2 separate regions of the Homo sapiens genome follow, and region 2 is linked to region 1. A link is a loop called in an ENCODE intact Hi-C map of the cell type or tissue named here. Cell type or tissue: dorsolateral prefrontal cortex. All regions are shown on one strand. Links, peaks and the distances in the headings refer to the core of each region. The heading gives the core; the rest is flanking DNA. Region 1 has its middle 54 kb from the start of LINC01213. Region 2 overlaps RNF13 (ring finger protein 13).

Region 1 (5,390 bases), core at 146-5,145:
ACATATCCATCACCTCAAATACTTTAAACTTTTTGTGGTGAGAACTTTTGAAATTTACTTTTAGCAATTTAAAAATGTACTATTTTTATACTATTATAAATAGTATTAATAATAGTATTAATTATGTATACTATTATTAATTCTATTCACCATGCTGTGCAATTGATATTTTAAAAACCTTACTCCTCTCATCTAACTGAGGTTTTGTTTCCTTTGACCATCATCTCCCCATTTGCCCCACCCCCCCATCCACCATTCTACTCTCTGCTTCTATGAATTTGATTGTTTAGATTCCACAATTTTCTTCTTCTTAAAGGCTGAGTAGTAGTCTATTATTTATATATACCGCATTTTCTATATTCATTCACCTGTTGATGGACACTTAGGTTGCCTCCATAACTTGTGCTACATAATAGTGCTACAATAAATGGGAGTCTAGACATCTCTTTGACAAATCTTTTGGGTAAATACCTATAGGTGACATTGCTGGGTCATACAGTAATTCCATTTTTAGTTTTTTGAGAAACCTCCATACAGTTATCAATAATGGCTGTACTAATTTACATTCCCACTAATAGTGTACAAATGTTCCCTTTTCTCCACATCCTTGCCAACTTACCCTTTGTCTTTTTTATAATAGCCATGCTGACGGGTGTGAGATCTGAGGTTTTAATTTGTATTTCTCTAATGATTTAGTAATGTTGAACATTTTTTCATGTATCTGTTAGCTATTTGTATGTTTTCTTTTGAGAGTTATGTATATAAGTTGTTTCCCAATTTTTTAACTGTTTTTTTCTTGCTGTGGAGTTGTCCAAGTTTCTTAAATATTTTGGATATTAACCTTTTATCAGATGTATGGCTTGCAAATATTTTCTCTCAATCTGTAGGTTATTTCCTTTGCTGTGCAGAGCTTTTTAGTTTGATGCAATCCCATTTGTCTATTTTTGCTATTGCTGCCTATGCTTTTGGGGTTAAATGAAAAACTCATTGACCAGATTAATGTCATGTAGGTTTTCCCCTATGTTTTCTTCTAGGAGTTTTACAGTTTCTGGTCTTACTTTTAAGTCTTTAATCCATTTGAGGTGACTTTTTGTATATGGTGTGAGATAAGGGTCCGATTTCATTCTTCTGCATGTGGATATTCAGTTTTCTAAACACCATTTATTGAAGAGACTAGGCTTTCTCCATTGTGAATTCTTGGCACCTTTGCCAAAAATCAATTGACCGTAGATGTGAGAGATAATTTCTGGGCTCTCTATTCTGCTCCATTAGTCTATGTGTCTAGTTTTTTGCCAGTACCATGCTGTTTTAGTTATTGTAGCTTTTTAGTATGGTTTGAAATCAGATAGTGTAGTGCCTCCAGCTTTGTTCTTTTTGCTCATAATTGCCTCTGCTATTCAGGTTTTTGTGGTTCCATATGAAGTTTAGTATTTTTTTCTATTTCTATGAAAAATGACACTGGAATCTTGATAGGGATTGCATTGAATCTGTAGGTTACTTGGACAGTTTTATATTCAGGCAAGGTAGAACAATGGAACAGAGTAGATCATTCTCAAACTCACACACAAATGAACACGATTGATGACAAGGGTGGTACTGTAGAACAGTGGGAAGAGGAGTGTCTTTCCAACAAATAAACCTGGGACAATTGGAAACCCAAATAGGAAAAATAAAACTTGACCACTACCTTCTGTCTAATAAAATGTCAATTCCAGGAGACTAGGCCTAAATGCAAAATGCAAAACAATAAAGATTTGAGAGGTAATATAGGACAATGTCTTCCCTCAGGGTAGGGAAATATTTTTTAAATAAGATACAAAACAAAAATCATAAGAGTTATAAATTGAGTTTCATAAAAATTAAGAACCTCTGTTCCTAAAGAGACACCAATTAAACAAATGAAAAACAAGCCTTGACTGAAGGACTATATCTCAACATATGTAACTAATAAAGGCCTCTTAACCAGAATATATAAAGAATAAGTACAAATAACTAAGAAAAAGGCAGACCTTGGGAAATTGGCCAACAGACTTGAATAAATAATTCTCAAAAGAGGATATCTACATAGACAAGAAACATATGGGAAGTGCTTGACTTCACTAGTAACTAAGAAAATGCCAACTAAAACACCATGAAGTATCCTGACCCCACCCATCAGAATGACAAAAATGAAACTGGCTGACAATACTAACTTTTGCAGATGATAAGGAGCAAAGGGAACCCTCATAGTCTTGATGAGAGTGTAAACTGTTATATTTCCCTTGGAAAGCAGTTAGTCATTGTTTACTGAAGTTGAAGGTATGTGAACCCTATGACCCATCAATTACAAATACTTGCACAAATGTCCCCAAAGTCATAATATACAGGATCCCATTTATGGGCCTCCCCAGATTGCTCTGGACGTTGTCAAGTCCCCAGATCATGATTTTATAACAACAAAGAAGCCTGCGCTCCTGTCCTAGGAGGAAACATTTCATGTGTAGTTACTGATAAGCAAGACCTTAAGATAATTTAGTCTTCTTTCCGTTCCTGGGTTCATTCCCAGACAAAGGTGATGTCAGGCTTGTACTGTGCGCTAAATTCCCACAGCCCAGCGGCTCTGGCTTTTTCGGTAAAATTTTTAGGCGGAAGATAAGGTGCGTTTTTCATTTGGTACTCGCCCTTCAGAAAGGAGCTAACTGTTCAGGATGCCGCTGGTCTTGTTTCGTAACAACGCTAGATGGAGCTCCTTCTTTTCGTTCCTTCTTGACTCTCGCCAGCAGCGTGGGCCCCGCAGTTTCTCACAACCCTGAGCGGGTGCCCTTGCACTTCCCGCAGGACAAGGACGTCGCCGTCCACCACCCAGGAATTAATTCGCGATGTCTTTACTCTGGGGGAGGGTGCAGTGCTCCTTTCCCTCAGGACAGCTAAGAGGCTTAAGGGGTGTTCTAGTCAGCTTCATTCTTCTGCTTCTAGGCAAGCGTGAGATCAAATGATTTCGAACCTACAGTTCACTGCCTTTTCCTTAGAGACGGGAGGGAAGCGGAATCCATGAACTCCCACTTCAGCGACAACCTTGATTATAACCTTCTGAGTAGCAACTATCTCCCCCTAGCATACAAAGAAGGACTCAATACATTTTTTATTGTTTACTGAAAAAATAACATTACATCATCGTAGGGAAAAGGAAGAGAATTAGCAGGAGAAATGAGTAAATGATTGGTCTGTAATCCACATGTACTGGGGTCACTCTGCTCCTGACCAACCTACACCTCCACCCCCACAAAGCTGATAGTAAATTCCTAATGAGAATAGTCTCGGCTTCAGTGTTGCCTCTGCAAGGCAACCATTCATTCTCAAGCAGAGCCTCCATTCATCACCATATCCTCTGCTTTATTTTTCTCATGTATTTATCTGTTCAGTTATTTATTGTCTGTCACTCCATTAGATTGTGAGTTCCCATGGACTTTGTCTATCTAGTTCCAGGCATGGTCCTCATGCTCTGGAATAGTCCTAGGCACATATTGGGTGCTCAATGTTTGTGGAGTGAATGGTCCTGTGATTCCAAGCTCCATCTGGATCCATTTTGTTTATGGGTCTTCTCCTGCCTGTATATGCTGTCTGCATTCCACAGTTTGTCAACTTGTCTGTGGAACTGTAGCCCTTCCTTAGGTGCCCCTGAAAAACCTCCCATAGAAGGTGTCTTTGATGTGAAAACCTCCACTGAAAATTTGGGTAGACAGCGGGAGCTACATAGAGGTGACCAGACAGTCTAACGCTCAACATTCATGTTTCCTGGATTTAACAGTCTCGTCTCCATCCCCATCACTGAGACCATCCATAATGCCCCATCCCGTGGACCCCTCTGGCATCTCAGAGTCTTGCTGTCACCTCTCTCTTTTCATCTCTTTTCCTTTTTTCAACTCTTTTCATACTTTTATGCTGAATAACTCAATTCAACTCTTCCTAGATCCTTCTCTGAGCCCAGGTTTGCCCATCTAAAACCCATCAATGTACTAGCCAAACTACAGAGCAGTCTCCCTTAGAAAACCTAAAGTTCAGAGATAGAACAGTGTTTTCTTATAATAGCGCCCCCTTTTCTTTACAACTAAGATGTTCACCAGTTTATCTGATTCTGTTACTTTACCTTTCTGTCCCCCAAAATAGTTAGAATAAATACCCAGTGTCCTTCCTATCCTCCAACATTTTTAGCTAGAATAAAAGTGATTTAAAAGATGACAGATGGAGACCTTGAGGTAGATAAATAAACCACTAAAAGTATGGAGCCTAAGGCTAAGTGTAGAAGTGGCGAGAGACAGGGAAACTTTCTTTAACCTTGCCTTGATGATTGCCTAAGACGTAGGTGGGGTGTCTGTATTTATTAGCCTAAGATCTGTATTCATAGGTGGGAGGAGTTGAAAAGAGTCATCATTTAGATTCTTGAATTTCCTTTGCTCCCCATAAGCCTCCTCTGGCCTTTCACATGTGTTAAGTAAAACTAGCTGCTGAAACAGATACACCTATAATCTCAGAGATTTAATAAGGTTTATTTTCTATTCACATCAGAGTCCAAGACACATTGTATGGCCTTCCATGTGAACGTTCAGAGGCCCAGGCCCCTTCCACCTTGTGGTTCCTCTTCCTCTTCGTCCTCTCAGTAGCGGGCAGTTAGGGAAAGAGACTGGGAAATACATCTGCTTCTTACCCACTTGGCCATTTACAAAGCTCTTCTGCTCACATTTTATTGGGCGAACCAATTAATTGGCCCATATATGCGTAAAGGTTGATGAGGTTGGGAAATGTAGCCGCTGACTGGCTAGGAAGAACATGGGTTTTTGCAGTCAAATAGCTATGTTTGTCACACCCCTGAAAGCAAATTTTCATCTGGAGATTAGTCTCACGTCGTCGGACTTCTTACCTTTTTCTAGCATCATTTTTTATTGTTTTAAGCATGAGGCCTCTCTCCATCCCGTATAAGCCGCCCAAATGTTTCCCTTTCTCTCAGACTTGCACCCCACTTAACACCTTTCCTATCCCTGAAAAAGTTCATTTATTTGTAGGGGGGCGCATCTATACATTGACCTGTTTCTTGACTCTAGTCTTTCTGTCCTTGGCCAAGACTCTGTCTCTCTGTTTCTGACGCCTCTTCATGAATGCACTGTCGCAGTCTCAGGAGTCCTCAGGGCTCAAAAGAATCCTGATTCCCCCTGCTCAGCCAGGGGCTACATTTCCCAGCCTACCCTATCCATATACCCACTTATGGCTAGTTGGGCGATGTGACTGATTCTTACCAACGGAATGTGAGCAGAAGAGTTCTGTAAAAACCCACAGGGTTATGAAGCAGATGTGGATGGACACGGTGGCTCGCGCCTGTAATCCCAGCACTTTGGAAGGCCGAGGCGGGCGGATCA
Region 2 (5,390 bases), core at 158-5,157, 300 kb after region 1:
CCCCACCCACCCTCCACGAAAGCACACAGGAAATTTTACTTTAGTCATTTTGGATAAAAATTTTTGTGATATGTTGCATTTTCCCCACCTTTTCACCAAATGTGACTTGACCTTTTCCAGTTACTCGAGATCATCATGAACATGCTTCAACAGACTATAGTTTTTCTCCTTAATGTTAAGTGTCATATGTTACTTCCTCTCTCTGTGCTTACCACTGGTACTCTACTAATAGTTATTCTGGACTTCCTCCATCTGTATATCCTTCTCTGTGGCAGAGAAAAAAAAAGAACTAAACCCGATAAGAATTCTATTCTTTAAAAAAAATTAAGTGCATAAGAATTCTGAGAAAAACTGCCAGGAAAAGTACATGGTTTTAACGCTGAAGCTTAGCAACATTCATAATGGTGGTACAAAGGCATGTTTCCTTCTCTTCTCTGAGGCTATGTTCTGGGAAAGTTGACCTTTTGCTAAGTGGCATATTACCACTGTACATGTTAAGCTTAGAGGTAAGCTGAATTTATTTATTTCATTAGAAAACATTTTTGGTAGGGCTAGTAAAATCTTGTGTTATACAAAAAGCCATACTTATTTGTTTCAAGTACAGTATACCAAAAAACAGAAGCCAAAACGCTTGGAACTTAAATTATTAAAGATCTTATGTTGGCCGGGTGCAGTAGCTCACACCTGTAATCCCAACACTTTGGAAGGCCGAGGTGGGTGGATCACTTGAGGTCAGGGGTTCGAGGCCAGCCTGGACAACGTGGTGAAACCCCATCTCTACTAAAAATATGAAAATTAGCCAGGCCTGGTGGTGGGTGCCTGTAATATCAGCTACTCAGGAGGCTAGGGCAGGAGAATCATTTGAACCTGGAAGGTGGAGGTTGCAGTGAGCTGCGAGCAAGCCACTGTATTCCAGCCTGGGCAACAGAGCAAGACTCTATCTCAAAAAAAAACAAAGATCTTTTGTTATTTTTTCCAATGGCATCATTTTAAAGTCAATCTATGGCATATGGACAAGCAATTTTAAATACTGGGAGACACAATTTACTACTAAAATTACAAATAAAAAGCAATTTTTGAACTTAGAAGTGCTTAGGCAAAAAGCATACTTCTTAGTGTCCCTGCCAGTTTTCACTGCTACACAGAAAAGATTGGCCTAAATCTGCATTTTTCAAACTATAGGTCATGATCCATTACCAGGCAGTAAAGTCATTTAGTGAACCCAAGTGAATTTTATTTTTTAATAAAAAGAAATTTCATATACCAAGTTATTATCGTATAGGTAGTGTAGGTAAGTACTATTCCATGAAATTTTATTGTCAGACTGTGTGCTGTATACAAACTAGGGAACAAGTAAAAATAAACTTCTTACTGTGGGTGGGTTGCAGTCAAAAAAGTTTGAAACTCACTCATATAGATAGTTTTTAATATTCCATAGGTTGTTGGCAATCAGAAAAAAGATTGATGCCTTTCAACATGATTGTTCCATGTTGCAACAATCATGTTCTGCAACATCCCATCAAAAAATCAAAGTCATTAGCTTATAGGTCTTTGAATGTGGCTATTTCCAGTATTATGAAGCTTAATACTGTAGCTGGAACATGATTAGTACTAAAGATAATAAAATGAATAACATAAAATTAAAATTAATTTAAAAGTTAAATTACATTCGTCTTTTTTTCCCAGTGACATTAAGAAAATCTGAATAACCTTTATGTGTAGTTATGCTTGCTATAAGTTAAAACTTGTAAGTTATGCTTAAGTTAAAACTGCTTTAAAAAAATCTTTACTTTGTAATGAACCACACCAGTTAAAATAAACTATACTAGTTAAAAGCTGCCTAAATATTTGTCAGAATTGCAATTTAAATCTAAAAAAGCTATTCATAAATATTCTCTAGTTACCTATGTATATTAAAGTAGATATTTAAAATAAAGGATCTGATCTAAGTTCATATTTTTTAGACACTGATAGGATTCATATTCCAATCAAATCTTAATGATTTCTCATCCTAACATAGCAGAGGCCCCATTTCAGCCCACCCACCACTGAAAATAAAGGCTTTAGAATAACTTTCTGTGCAACAAGAGGATAACTTTCTGTACTTAAAATCAGCTTACTAGGAATTTCACAAGTAACACAGGAACTTCCATTGCACTTGAAAAGTAACTGTGATGGAGCAATTACAGTAAGAATTTTGATGTTCAGCGCCACCCAGCGACAGATCTCTGAGTATACTCCTCCATTACTGCCTGTTAATTGTTTCTGGTATTGTAGGCACTGTACTAAAAGCTCAGTACACAGAACTGCATAAAACATAAGCTCTACTCCCAAGAATCTGAAATTAGAAAAGACATATCCATGGGTTTTTTAGGTTAGGATCAGGCTAGAGGTAATGAAAACAGTATAATGTAGCAAAAAGAAAGAATTAGAAAATACACAGTATTGCTAGAATTTGTTCTGGCCTTACAAAGAGACTTTCCCTTTGCAAGCTATTATAAACACAAGATAAAAAATGAGTAACTTTAATGAGCAGTCACTTTATGGTATACTTAACATCACTTTATTTAAAACATTTGAAATCAATGTAAAATTAGTGCAAATATAGAGCTTTCTCATTATGAAGATCAGCTCATTTAATATAATCTGTAGATGGAATAAAATCTTGAAGATAAAGAATTACCAGGCCAGATGCAATGGTTCACATCTGTAATCTCAGCACTTTGGAAGGCCAAGGTAAAAGGATCACTTGAGCCCAGGAGTTTGAGACCAGTCTGAGCAACATAACAAGACCCCCTCTCAACAAAACAAAACAAATTAGCCAGGCATGGTGGAGTGTGCATATAGTCCTAGCTACTTGGGAGGCTGAGGTGGAAGGATCGCCTGAGCCCCAGGAGGTCAAGGCTGCAGTGAGCCATGTTCATGCCACTGCACTCCAGCCCAGGCAACAGTATAAGACCCTGTCTCAAAAAAAAAAAAAAAAAATTACCTGATAACAAGGTCTTTAATGAAGTCTGATTAAAGTGATACATTAGAAAGTAACAGGTCTCTCTTAAACTAAGTATTGAGTACACAGAAATTCATTTTACTATTATTTAAATTGCACATATACACATTATAGATACTTTTACTGTGTCTTCCATCTTTCAAAACACAAAAAGGTGAAAAGTCAAAACGAAAAAGAAAATAGCATAATACAGATACTGGATGGTTCTGGAGCCTGGCCTCTTCAAACTTCTAGTTATAAATTGGGTTTTTGCAGTTCTAGAAATGTGACACAACTAGACCTTCACTTTAATGTCTACCTTCTAAAGATTCCCTAAAGAAAACACACTCTAACTCTGCTTCTAAACCTTTCCAAGTGCAAAATGGAAAAGTTCTCTGGAGAACTGATTTTCTCTTCCTTCAGCATAGCCACAAAGGAACAGTAAATTAACCATCAGCCTGGACACAAAATACCCTTTCTCCCCACCCAGATGTCTAATAGAGGAGAAAAAGTACTTATTCTATAAGGGAAGAAAATGAAATAAATTAATGAGAGACATAGAGAATAGAGATAATTCTCAAAACCTAGCTATGATCATCTTTTTGAGTCCAAAGAAATAAGAAGAAATTAAGAAGTAGAATCTCTTTCTCAAGTGATCAAAACAATGCAGATGAGAATGGAGCAATAGATCTGAGGATTCAGATTGTGAATGTAAATCATTAATTTTATCTATTGGATAAAAATTCCTGGGAACTTTGCAGTATCGAATAATCAATTATTGAAATAAGATCCAGAATTATAGCAAGCAATCCTGCCAATATTACATTCCATTTCAACATTGTTCTTTCCTGCACATTATTTTAGGACTACTGCAGGCCATGTTGAGAAGAGCTACTCCTCAGAAGAGAGTATCAGGCTCTTATGACATTTTAACTCTCATTAATATTATAGTTCAGTGATAAAAACTATCTTTCTCTCTTTCTTTCGATCCCATCTTTCCTCCTTACCTAGACATCGTTCATTTATAGTATATCTGAGTAATCTGAATATCTTGATTTTAATACATTTTATTGCTTGAGTCCAAAATAAAGCAGTAAGTCTCTTGAAAAGTATATGGTCTAGCATTCTGATGTCTGTGATTAAAGGATACCTATGTAAAAATTCTGAAGCAAAAGAATGTTTGGGGAATAGATACATAAATAAAGTTACTGGCATTACACTGCTTCATTAGATTAGAATAAAGCACATGTAAATTAATATTTTTCAGCTTTTTTCTTTCATGAAAGATTACCTTCCTGGTAAAAGAAGGGAATTTTGCTTTGTTATTTTAATATTGAATAAATTTGTGTATAAAGAAACCTAATCATGAAAATGCAAGTATATTTACCAATTAAAGGGTGGAAGAAATGAATGAACAAATGAATGAATGAATTAGCAGCACAAAGCTGTTTGATTGAACTATATATGGATAGAACTGTTTCCATCCATCGAATATCCTTGAATATGCTCCTTTAGTGGAATCTTTTAAACATGATTCTGAAGTAGATTAATAACAAATGTTATACATCACTTTATAGAAATATATACATTATGAAAAATTAAATGATATTAAATGACTTTCAGGTAATTTGCAGAGTTTAATTTCTACTTAAGGTCGTATCTACTTGCTTACTACTACTGAAATAGTAGTGCAGAGTATGTTCTGGGGACAAGTAATGTGTTTGACTGAAGGCCTGAAAGGGGATAATGTAATGAAAGGTAAGTCTAGAAAGGAAAACTAGAGGGCTACTTTCTGAGATAACAAAAAAATCACCAAAAAAAAAAAAAAAAAAAAGACAGAAAGAAAAAGAGTTATTATGATATGATCAAATAATCCCAAAAATGTTTATGGTAATTTAAAAAAATTCTATAAACATTGAGAACTAGAGAAAAATATCTGTGGGATAAATAAATATCTAGGCTTAGAAATAATGCCAAAAGCATTAAGTGAAATGAACATGAAGCAAATGGAAAGTTCCAGTGATACTGTTTAGGCTCTAATCTATTCACATTTTATTATAAGCCCTTAAGGTTTTTAAAGTAAATCACTTTGCAAATATTTATTATTCATCTACCAATGCCATATAATGCATTAGGCACTAGCACTACAGAATCTAAAACATGATATTTTTCTCTCACAGAGAGAAACAGAGACTGATGTGGGATTAAATAGTATATAAAAGATACGGGCCGGGTGTGGTGGCTCACGCCTGTAATCCCTGCACTTTGAGAGGCCGAGGCGGGTGGATCACCTGAGGCCAGGAGTTCAAGACTAGCCTGGCCAACATGATGAAATACCATCTCTACTAAAAACACAAAAAATTAGTGGGGCGTGGTGGCACGCACCTGTAATCCCAGCTACTCA

Evidence for each region. A loop is a pair of places that touch in the nucleus more often than their neighbours do. Peaks named below come from ENCODE experiments on the same cell type or tissue, not always from the same donor. Only the 100,000 strongest peaks of a DNase experiment are listed, where the experiment ranks them.
Region 2: a loop joins it to region 1, with 4 times the contacts of the local background. A loop is called at or near these places in 14 of 110 quality-filtered maps.

What each region holds. Positions count from the first base shown.
Region 1 is chr3:150,181,678-150,187,067 of GRCh38, reverse strand. No RefSeq gene overlaps it. Among named protein-coding and RNA genes, the nearest start is that of LINC01213, 54 kb to the left of the region's middle. In dorsolateral prefrontal cortex, for the core only: CTCF peaks have their summits at 2,517 and 2,720; a DNase peak (open chromatin) is centred at 2,767; H3K4me3 peaks cover 963 bases; H3K27ac peaks cover 1,179 bases.
Region 2 is chr3:149,876,903-149,882,292 of GRCh38, reverse strand. The region is part of intron 4 of RNF13 (ring finger protein 13); the gene reads right to left. Among named protein-coding and RNA genes, the nearest start is that of RNF13, 66 kb to the right of the region's middle. In dorsolateral prefrontal cortex, for the core only: CTCF peaks have their summits at 2,017 and 2,230 (motif pointing left); a DNase peak (open chromatin) is centred at 2,202; H3K27ac peaks cover 445 bases.